Regions from separate parts of the Homo sapiens genome. Here region 2 is linked to region 1. A link is an interaction called in ENCODE POLR2A ChIA-PET data of the cell type or tissue named here. Cell type or tissue: MCF 10A. All regions are shown on one strand. Each heading gives the region's core, and the rest is flanking DNA. Links, peaks and the distances in the headings are about the cores only.

Evidence for each region. Peaks named below come from ENCODE experiments on the same cell type or tissue, not always from the same donor. Only the 100,000 strongest peaks of a DNase experiment are listed, where the experiment ranks them.
Region 2: POLR2A ChIA-PET joins it to region 1 with 5 read pairs; 5 of 35 experiments call an interaction of 5 or more read pairs at or near these places.

Annotation. Positions count from the first base shown.
Region 1 is chr7:27,924,985-27,930,366 of GRCh38, reverse strand. The region is part of intron 2 of JAZF1 (JAZF zinc finger 1); the gene reads left to right. Among named protein-coding and RNA genes, the nearest start is that of TAX1BP1-AS1, 190 kb to the right of the region's middle. In MCF 10A, for the core only: no CTCF peak of the experiment used is centred there; no DNase peak of the experiment used is centred there.
Region 2 is chr7:27,871,377-27,876,758 of GRCh38, reverse strand. All of the region lies in intron 3 of JAZF1 (JAZF zinc finger 1), which reads left to right. Among named protein-coding and RNA genes, the nearest start is that of TAX1BP1-AS1, 130 kb to the right of the region's middle. In MCF 10A, for the core only: no CTCF peak of the experiment used is centred there; a DNase peak (open chromatin) is centred at 2,528.

The DNA.
Region 1 (5,382 bases), core at 299-5,298:
CATTTTAGTATTGTAATAACTGTGTTCTGATCAAAAAGTAATATATGTTCATTATAGAAAATGCAGAAAATTGGCCGGGCACGGTGGCTCATGCCTGTAATCCCAGTACTTTGGGAGGCCAAGGCGGGCGGATCATGAGGTCAGGAGATTGAGACCATCCTGGCTAACACAGTGAAACCCTGTCTCTACTAAAAATACAAAAAATTAGCCGAGCGTGGTGGCAGGTGCCTGTAATCCCAGCTACTCGGGGGGCTGAGGCAGGAGAATGGTGTGAACCCGGGAGGCAGAGCTTGCAGTGAGCCGAGATCGCACCACTGGACTCCAGCCTGGGCGACAGAGCAAGACTCCGTCTCAAAAAGAAAGAAAGAAAGAGAGAGAGAGAGAGAGGGAGGGAGGGAGAGAGGGGGAGAGAGAGAGAGAGAGAGAGAGAATGCAGAAAATATGGAGGAAGGGATAGAGAAGGAAATAAATTCTCCCAAAATTTTGCTCCCCAGAGATAACCACTGTTGATATTTTGGGGTATATCTTTCTAGGCTTTTTTCCCACATATATTACATGCATTTTTAAAAATTGCTATTATACTGTCTTAGGAATAATAATACTGCCATTTATTATTTGGCTTCACTCTGCGCTTTGCAACAGCTTAATCACTTAATCCTGACAGCATCCCTCATGTACAGATGGGATAAACCTCATTTTACCCATGAGAAATTTCACCCAAGAGGTTAAGTCTTTTGCCCAAAGTCACACAGCTCATGCCTAAACTCACATTCTTAGGTACTGTATGTACTCTTCTACCTACAAACTTCTGCTTACAGTCAATAAGCTAAAGTGCTTGTAACTGGCAAACTAAGTAACTTCTTTGTGGTTAAGGTACTATTTAGTAAAAGTGGTTCTTATACCCTGTAGTGAAGGTTTTCATTGAAGATTCCAGGCTGACCCTCACTTCATTCTGTGAGCCTGGATCTCCTCCACAGGTCTGCTGGACACACTCCCTGGCCTGCTGGCCACCAGATCTTTCAGGGTGGCCGCCACTTCTGCTCCCTCCCCCTGCTGGCCACAGCACCCGATATGCTGTGGGCATGCCACAGGCCACGGGGCAATGCTGCCTGCCCACTGGAGCCACCCTACCCTAAATCACAGGGAAATATTTTAACCACTAAATAAATCAGAAACCAGAATATAGCAGCTCCTCTAAAGGAGCTGGCTCCTAGAAGACTGCTTTATTTATTAGTTTTGAAGAGGAGTCCAGAGGGATAAGTTGCTTAGAATACTTTCAGTTGCAAGAAAACTGAGTTGCCAGTTTAAATCAAATCTTGAACGTGCCCCTCTTGCCCAGGTTAGATTTTGAGCCTGTAGGTGAGCATCGTCCATGCCCTTCCTGTCACCAACTGCCATGTCCTCTGTTTTTAACTTTTAAGTCCAGGGGTACATATTTTCATATGTACATATGCAGATTTGCTACATAGGTAAAGTGTCATGGGGGTTTGTTGTACAAATTGTTTCATCGTCCAGGTACTAAGCCTAACATCCATTAATTATTTTTCCTGATCCTCTCCCTCCTTCCACCCTCCGCCCTCTGACAGGCCCCAGTGTGTGTTATTCCCCTGTATGTGTCCATGTGTTCTCATCATTTAGCTCCCACTTATGAGTGAGAACACGCAGTATTTGGTTTTATGTTCATGCGTTACTTTGCTGAAGATAATGGCCTCCAGCTCCATCCATGTGCTTGCTCTGTTAGAAGGCTGTAACTCAAAAATGTTTAAGAAGGGTACTTGCACAATACCTAAGATGGGCACTAGCAAAGAACAAAACAAAGAATTAGTGTCCTTTAGAGCATACTATATCAGAACTTAACAAAAGCAAGCTTTTAAGAATTGTGTTTTCTTCTTTGTTAGAAGGCAAATCTAAGATTGACTGCGACATCCCAGTCGTAAAAGGCCTTGCCTGCAATTGGCTTTCCATTGGGAAACCCAATAAAAATTTGTTAATGCAATGTGATTCAAAATTACTATGAAAGTTAAGAATAATAAAGCTGAACCTAAATAAAGTGCTATTAAATGTGTTTATATCTGTATTAGGCTTAAGCTGCACTGGCAATGAAAAGTTTCTACTTTTCATTGTTCAACAGTTTCAAATGTACCAGAAAATGCTGGCCAAAGACTATTGCCTAACTGAAACCAGATAGGCCCAGACTTCCAAAAGCTATGAGAAGAAAATAAATCCCTCTGTTCAAAATAATCTGAGCATTTTAAGTATAGCCATCACATACCATTTGGCACAATTTAGTACAAGTCTCTGTTGCTTTTCAGTAAATATATAATTAAATAAATACAAATGAACTATTCAAATAAAACACAAACATGTTGACGTAAAGTTATATGACCTCATGTTGCATGTGGGCCTTGTAGATTCAATTATTATTTCATTTTATCAAGTACATGTAAAATGAGACGTTTTCATCATAGGGTTCCTGAAAATTGATTTGGGGAAGAAATTCTTGCCTCTAGAATTTGCTCTGACCTTCTTGTAGGATACTAATTAGCATTTGGGGTGATTTAAAGGGTGCTGAGAACTCCTTACCCAAACAGCATTACCATATCTACCATTATGAATTATTTTTTTGGTAACTTCTCTTCATAGTTCTTTTTTATATTTTTATATTGCAATATAAAAAACATCTCTTGTGAGATGTTATTCAAATGAGAAATATAGCTTGATGATTCTATGAGGCCCTTGCCCACAAAGGCTTATAGTTTACTTTAAAAAGCAGAGGGAGGCATTAAAATCTCACTACTTGTTAAATACTATATACCAGACACAACTATAAGTACTTTATAGTTATTATATGATTTAATGCATACAACAACACTATAAGGAAGATACTATTATCCTCATTTTACAGATGAAGATACTAAGGCACAGAGATGTTGAGAAACTTGTCCATTGTCACAGAGAGTAGATGATCAAGCTGGGATTCAAATCACAGCAGAAAGGTTTCGCAGCCCATCCTCTTAATGTTCCTAAGTGACCTTCCCAATAGTGAGAGTTTATTTGTTCATTTCTTTAGTAAATATTATAAATAGAAGTGCAGGGAAGAAATTGGGATGGGGGCTCCACAGGGGACTCCCAGCTGAGCACGAGAGTGCTGGAGCCACTGCCTCTGGGAATCCTGGGAAACTCTGAAGGGGGAGACAGAGCAGCTCCTGGATCTCCTGTGCATCCTCGGCTACTCAGTTACTCCCTTCTCCCTGTTCCTCAACTTCTAGAAGATAACAGAATCAGTTTGCAGAAAAAATTCACCCCATTCTTTTGCCCCTGGCAACACCATGAAGATGGAAGGGAGGAGTATGTCTGTCCATACAAATGAAGAACTCCCGGGGAGATGTTCTGTCCCCTGAGAATCTACAGTGATGTGGTCTAATCCCCTAAAGAAGAGGGCCAGGCTGCTGTTGTCATGATATCAATGCTGTCAATACATACCTGCTTCTAGAAACCTTACCTCTTTGTTGCCTCCTGCCACTACATTTGGACTCTGCCATACCTCCAATCCCCAACATGGAAGGAACTGGGAAGAGCCCCAGCCTGAGAGGATTCTTGAACTCCTCGTTCAAAAGAAGTGCTGTCTGTCAGCCATTCAGTGCCTCCATTCCTCAGTGTCCTTGTCTGTAAAATGAGTCTTGTAGTATTCTTTTTGTCTACATCACTGACTTTGTTGTGAGATTCACACAACATTTGTATTGACAAATATTTGTGGAGTGTGTTCATACGTTGAAGGCAATGAATGAGAGATGACAAAATAGGCTAGAGTGCTGATATGGTGACTTTTTCCAATTAGTAGAGCACCTGTATGTTCTTAGAAGAAAGTCTGATGTCTTCTTGACATGCACAAATTACCCAAGAACCCAGTGGTTTGCTCAGAGTCAAAAAGGTCAGTCTTACTTTATAGATGTTAAGGAAAAAGTGCGAGCCAGGACCTGAATGGCTCTTTTTCACCATCTCCCTTGTACAGTGTTGCTGTTGAAGGTATGTCCTGCCAGTTCCAAGGATTAGCTGCTATTTGGGGGGTTTGCAGGTCCATTTATGGCTCACACCATGGTAGATCCTTATGTGGGCCTCTCTTCACAGCTTTGTTTCATAATTGTACTCTCAGCCAAGATTTCCCCAAACCCAAGTACTGTGTCCAGGAAGATGGTTACAAAGGAGTTTCTAACTCATCATATACTCTTCCCAAACCAGCCTTCCTCTCCATCTTGAGCCTGTCCTTAAGATGTCCTGTCTGTCTTGAGCCTGTCCACACTCTGCCTGCCCTAATGATAACATCACTCCCCTTTGGGGACTCCCTTATCATTCATGCAGAGTGGTTCACTTCCTTCCAAGTATTCAGCTCTGCATACCACAGGGGACTCTCCAGGCTAGCCATGGTGAGGTTTCTAAGGTTTTTAGTACACCTTTCTTTGTAACTACGGAGGTATCATTCAAGTGGCTTCCCAGAAGAAATGTGATCTGCATCCAGGTGACCTCAATAGATTCCTAGTTGTAGGAGGGGCTGCCATGATTTTTAAGAACTCCTCCGATGGGTGTTTTGCTTACTCTGCAAAAGACACATAATACACAACATCCAAATGAATATTGGCCTTGGGCTGGGCACATGGCTCATGCCTGTAATTCCAGCACTTTGGGAGGCTGAGGCGAGAGGATCCCTTGACGCTGGGAGTTCGAGACCAGGCTGGGCAACATAGCAAGAGCCTGTATCTAGAAAAAAATTAAAAATAAAATGAGTGAGGCACGGTGACCCATGCCTGTAGTCCCAGCTACTTGTGAGGACGAGGTGGGAGAATCACTTGAGCCCAAGAGTTAGAGGCTGCAATGAGCTATGACTGCCACTGCACTCCAGTCTGGGCAACAGGACGAGACCCTGTCTCTAGAGAAATAAAATAAATGAATGTTGTCTTTTTAAAAAGTACCACACTGGGGGATGTTTACCTGACCTGTTTCAATGACTCTACCATTGCTCAAAATATGTTTTCAGCTGCTTTTTTGGCATGGCCTTCAAAGATAATTTCAAATCTCATGAAAGGCTGAGATTCTATTTAGCTTCACCTTATTTGTTTTGGGTAAGTTTTTGCTGTGTGGTTTTTACTTTAAGGGGTTCTGGGAGCTGAATTACCTACATTATTCTCCAAACTTGACTACAAATGGCCTTTGGCTCCTCAGTGATAGTTACCACCCTTAGTGATCTTCCATAGAAGTCCAGGTATTTTCCAAAGGTGTTTTCAATAGGAAGTCCAAAATGTTTTTGAGTAATAAAATGGCAGTGCAGTAGAGTAAGTACATATATCCTCCTAAGATGGCAGCATTAAAGGGAATAACCCTATTTTT
Region 2 (5,382 bases), core at 203-5,202, 54 kb after region 1:
ATTTGAATCCAAATGATCTTGCCATCACCTTGCGTTTTATACCTAGTCTGCTATCCGGGATCTTATTTTTGAGAAAGATCCAGCCATGCCTTTTACTTTCTTGCTTGCCAAAGCTAATTATTAATTAGTGAGATAAAAGCAGTTTAATACTTGACATTTTAAGAAACTAGGCTGGCAAAACTTACCTAGAGAGAGATTAAAAGGATTCAGAATTCTAATCCAGGCCTCTTTCTGCTTTAAGTACTTAGCAAAATCCTAGCAGTTGTGATAACGGTGGTGTTAATGGGACTGGAAAATGGAAACGTGCACTCTGGAGGGAGAAGGGCAGAAAGGGATGGTATGCCCCTCGAGGTCCTATCAGATGCTCTCCCAAGAGTCAAGGTGGAAACAGATGACCAAAGCTATTCTAGAGTCCAGTAGAGTTGACTTTTCAGAAATACCAAAAATCAAGATTACCTAAAGAGGAAAACAAATCAGGAATTATGCTGTATTAGATAAAACAGTTCTGGAAGCAGGTTGAAGAGAGACCCTCTGTCCCTTCCACCCCACCTTGGCCAGAGGCATTAGAGGGTTAGCCCCCTAAAGGAGTAAGAACAACGCTGTGAGTTACCATGCGGGGACACCCAGGATGTACTGGGCACTTGGCTAACCAGGTCATTCACACACCCATTTTCTATGCAAATGTAGACCAGAAGGTAAGAGACATTAGGTAACATGCCCCAGGCCACACTGCTAGGAAGTTTTGGTGCCTGGATCTTAACCCAGGGCTGCCTTGCTGCAAAGCAGACTCCTGAGTGCTCTCCTCTGCTGCCTCTGAGGACTTAGGAATGACTGGAAATATAGGAAATGTGATTCCTTTGTGTGTCCTTCCATAACATTCATTTTAGCTCCTAGGATAATTACTAGTTTTCCAGGTATAACTAGGATAGGTCTGGTTAATATACTGAACAAACATCTGAGTGCTTACTGTGTACCTAATGAATGTACAGAGATAAAAGACATAACCCCAGTATCCCAGAGACTAGTGGGGAGACAGATGGTAAGATTCACATGGGGTGGACAGTTCTCTGATAGGGACGAGCTCAGAGCCCATGCAGGGCAGGCACCTGCCTAGCCCAGACTTGGATGAAGAGTCAGGAGACCTCTTGGAAGCAATGATGCCCAGTCTGAGCTTTAAGGATGAGTACCTCTTAGATGAAGAGAAAAAACAGGAGTGTGAGGCTAGCTAGGTCTGGTGGGTGGGGTGGGGGAAACATGCCCAGATGACAGGAGTTGGCACTTTTTGCTACGTTGAGGGGAAGTTAAGGGAGGGTTTTAAACAGGGGAATGTCATGGTTTGCTTCACATTTTTAAAAGGTTATTCTGACTGACCAATGACTGCTGGGATTGGGGCTGTAAAAATGGCTAAAAGAGGGACTCTATTCCAGCTGTGCCGAGGAAAGAGGAAAGTGATGTAAGGCTGGGACGAGGATCACAGAGCAGGGAAGTGCGGATGAACTCGGAATGTTTTGGAGTAGAGCCGATGGGAGTTGGATGAGGCTGGAAGAGAAAGCGAGAGAGAAAGACTCCCAGGCAGCCGAGTGGAGGCTGGGCCATTTCTTGCACGGATGGGAGACAAGCAGGTTTTCAGGGGCAGCCTACAGTCAAGGACTATCTTTTAGAATCAAGACATGGTCTTAAATCACTGACCGCCTCTGTCACAATATATGGTATTTCAATAGTTCCCAAGCTTTTCCCAGTGACCTTCAAAATACGGCTCTCTGGGACCTACCCCAAATCTAGCAAGTCAAATTCCAAGGGATAGAGCCTGGACCTCGGGTCTTTTCTGCAGCTCCCGGCGCTCCAGCACTGCCGGTCCAACATCATCTGTAGGTAGTGTTTGCAAGCCACTGCTTTGTTTTCTGTTTTCTGGGGCCAGGCTTGATGATCCCAAAGGCTATTGACCAGCCTTCCCACCCAGGGCCCAAGGCAGTGCCACGCCAAGCCAGCCCTCATTGATCATTGTCCAGCAGGCTGCTAGCGATTTCCCCAGATAAGGATCTCGATTAAAGGTTCAGTGGTTGGCCTGATTCAGGCCATGCTTCTTTGCTCTTTTCTCCTAGATGTTAGATGTGTTCTATGGGAGGAACTTTGAAAGAATAATGTTTTCCTAAGTGACAGGAATGTCCTGTATGTTAATGTTTTTTCATAAGGATCTAAGGTTCGGATGTCTGTCTGAATGATCTGATTCTCATAAATCGACAGATTGGTTCTGGAAATCCCATGAGCCTAGGCTGTCTTGAGAGATTTATGGCACTTCCTGCTCTCGTTGGGCCAGGAATAACATGACAGCTCCCTCTGCACTTCTGGTTTTTGTTCCTGAGGGGGTGGCAAAGGAGGGCAGAGGTGTGCTGAACCATACCACTTTGAAAGAAAACTGTCCAGACTTATTTTCCAGAACCTCAGAAAAAGCCTCATGTTCTGCTAAGGACGTAACAGTCTTCTGCCCCCTCCCTGGGGATTTTCCCAGCCTCAGCTCCTTCAGCCACATGGGTTCTGTGGTGTGGGATCAGGGCCAGGGCTGGCACGAGCCCATGGACACATTCCAAGGCTGAGCCAGCCTTCCTGGGCAGTGACCTTGGACCTTCAGCAGCAAGGCCCTGCGCCCAGCTGGAGATGAACTCATTCCCACCATGGTTTAAGATTCCTCCAAATAAATGTTAATGAGTTACAAATTAATTCCTTCTTGGCCTGACCAAGGAGAAAGACTGCTTATGATTGCCATTCCAATTAGAACCCACGCCTGGCAAATCTGTTTGACTGAATTATACATGATCCTGGTGGAAGTCTGATGTTTTTAGTCCATATAATAATTGCATCAGAGTGTCTCAGTCTACCTTCTCAGCAGCATATCAGAGTGGAGTCAGGAAATGTTCCACCAACTCTCTAGAAGAGAGACAGGCAACTGGCTCTAATGGCTGTTCCTCGAAGACCCAGCACTGAGTGCTGGAGGGGATGCAAAGATGAGCCACGCTCAGAGAGATGGCAGTGAAGTCACAGAGGAAGACAAGGTGTAAATAAAGCTCCTAGGAGACTCAACCTCAGTGCCTTCAGTGAACCGCTATCATGGTTAAAAGGGGTAGTAGGCACATCTACTGGCAACAATTCAGTTAACAATGACCGGGGGAAAGTAGCATTTGAGAGGTTTTCAAGAATGAGTGCAGGAAAGGGTAGAGGGTGGGCTGAGTGTTGTGTATTTCAAGCCAGAAAAACCTAGACAGCCAGCCAGGGGATGGTTGGGGACCCATTCCACACCAGTGAACTGGTGTGTTGGGTTCGGGAAGCATATGCATAGATATAAGGACCTTAAATGCCACGCTAAGGAATTTGTGTTTAATAGAGTTGGCAGTGGAGCCACTTTTAATAAGCAAAGTAACTAATGCAATCAAAGAAGAGCGATATGGATTGCAGCTATTTGGAGGAAGGTTGAATGTGGCAGCCAGAAAGAGGATGGATTGGAGGGCCAAGAGACTAGATCCTGGCATATCAGTTAGGAGGTTATTTCATTAGCCTGGGTGGAAGTATGAAGACCTTGTCGGAAATAGATTTGATTTTCTTGATGAAATTTCTGCATGTTGGACGGGAAATGACTTGATGTGGAAGCTTTTCAGTGCTGTCATGCATAACGCACAAATCCCTCCCAGTTGATAGAAACCTACCCCGTCGCTTAATATAAGTAAACTTTGTAGACGCTGGAATGTTTATGTTTGGCCCAAAATGGCTCTGGTTTTTTACACAGCTGTAAAGTGTATTTAACTCCCAAATATAAAACACTTATTGACTACTGGTTCATAGCTTCATAAAACAAGGCTCCGTTGCGTAGGTACTTTTTGTTGCCATCCCCTATCTTTTTATGCAGACCTGTTTCCTGATATTGTTATTCCAATGGGAAAAAAAAAATCGAACCCAAGTAAACTACCTTTTTTACAAGCAGCCTGAAGAAGAAAGCCCCAAAGACAATAAGGAGCCTCCGCATTTATATTTTTAACCCAAGATTACAGCTGCAACTAGCAGGGAAGCAAAATCGCTTTAATTGTGAATGTTTTTCATTGTGGTTGTGAGTGTAAGTAAGTAACAGATGTTCATTTTCCCCAGTTCAACTGTTTTTAATTCTTTCTTGAACATGTGGAGAGAGAAATCTTTAAACACTTGCCAAAGTTGAGTTAACATCCCCTGGCTGAAGGTAGAAAATGCCCTACTGTGTTTTTTCTCAGCCGTATACCCGCGTGGGCTGCCCTTGCCACAGAGCACAGGGGAAGGATTCCAGCTGGCACAGGTTTTATTACTGCTAAGTTAATTTGCAGAAAAAGCCTTTGGCGGGAGGGGTCTGTTCGACGTTTTATATATTTACTTATTTACTCTTTTTCAGTTATAAATAAAATTGCACTGTAAAACATTGCAGCTTAATTGCAGGAAACCCAATGCATTTTTTGTTGTTGTTCTGCAAGTGGTTAATAGCTTGTTTTTTTCTTTATATGGAGTTGGAGAAATCTTGTGTAAGAATATGTTTACAGCCAAGGCTGTGTGACTTGGTTTATCATGTTTTTCCTGTGCTCTGTGGAACAGACGGCTGTTCATTATTGAAAGGCCTTTTTCTGTGGAGAATGGAGCTTGCTGGCGGGGACGAGTTTATGTGAGAATGCAGAATGACTTCCAGAGACTATGGGCGCTCTGTGGCTATAAAGCCTCAACAGCACCATAGGCAGTGACATTATAACAATTTGCTTTAGCACCTCAGAAGTGTTTCAGCTGCATTTTCTGAAGTGAGCCCCGCTGAACGGAGCACATGCCACAGATAGTACCACCACTTTCTCCCAGCCTTCCATCCTTGACATGTGTGTCTCCCCACCTTCCATCCTTGACAGTTCTCGTGTGACAGTCGGCTGAGGCAGAAAAAGTTCTGCCCACTTGAACCATATACCCTTCACACGCTTCTAATTCTAGAACCCACCCCAAAAGATTGGGATCATCATATAATTAACATTCGAAGCATGTTTTTCTAAACCTTCACTTTTTAGAAAAATATAGACATAGAAAACATTTCTCTTGGATGCACAAACTTGAAAATTTTGCCCCTGAAGCAGTTTGAAATGGCCATTTACAAATGCATACTGTGCAGGCTTCTTGGACATTGATGACACTACCCATTGCAGAGGTTGTCTGTGTCTCCCCCGAAGGTTTGCTGAGTATCTGTTCATTAATCCTTATTTAGCTAACTGGAAAGTACTTTCCTTATTGTCTGTGACACATGGATTATCCCATTAGGACATCTGTGGATGACATATCGTTGGTTTGTTCTGAGATGAAAAGTGGTATTCTCCTTATAGAGCAAAACAAAGCAAG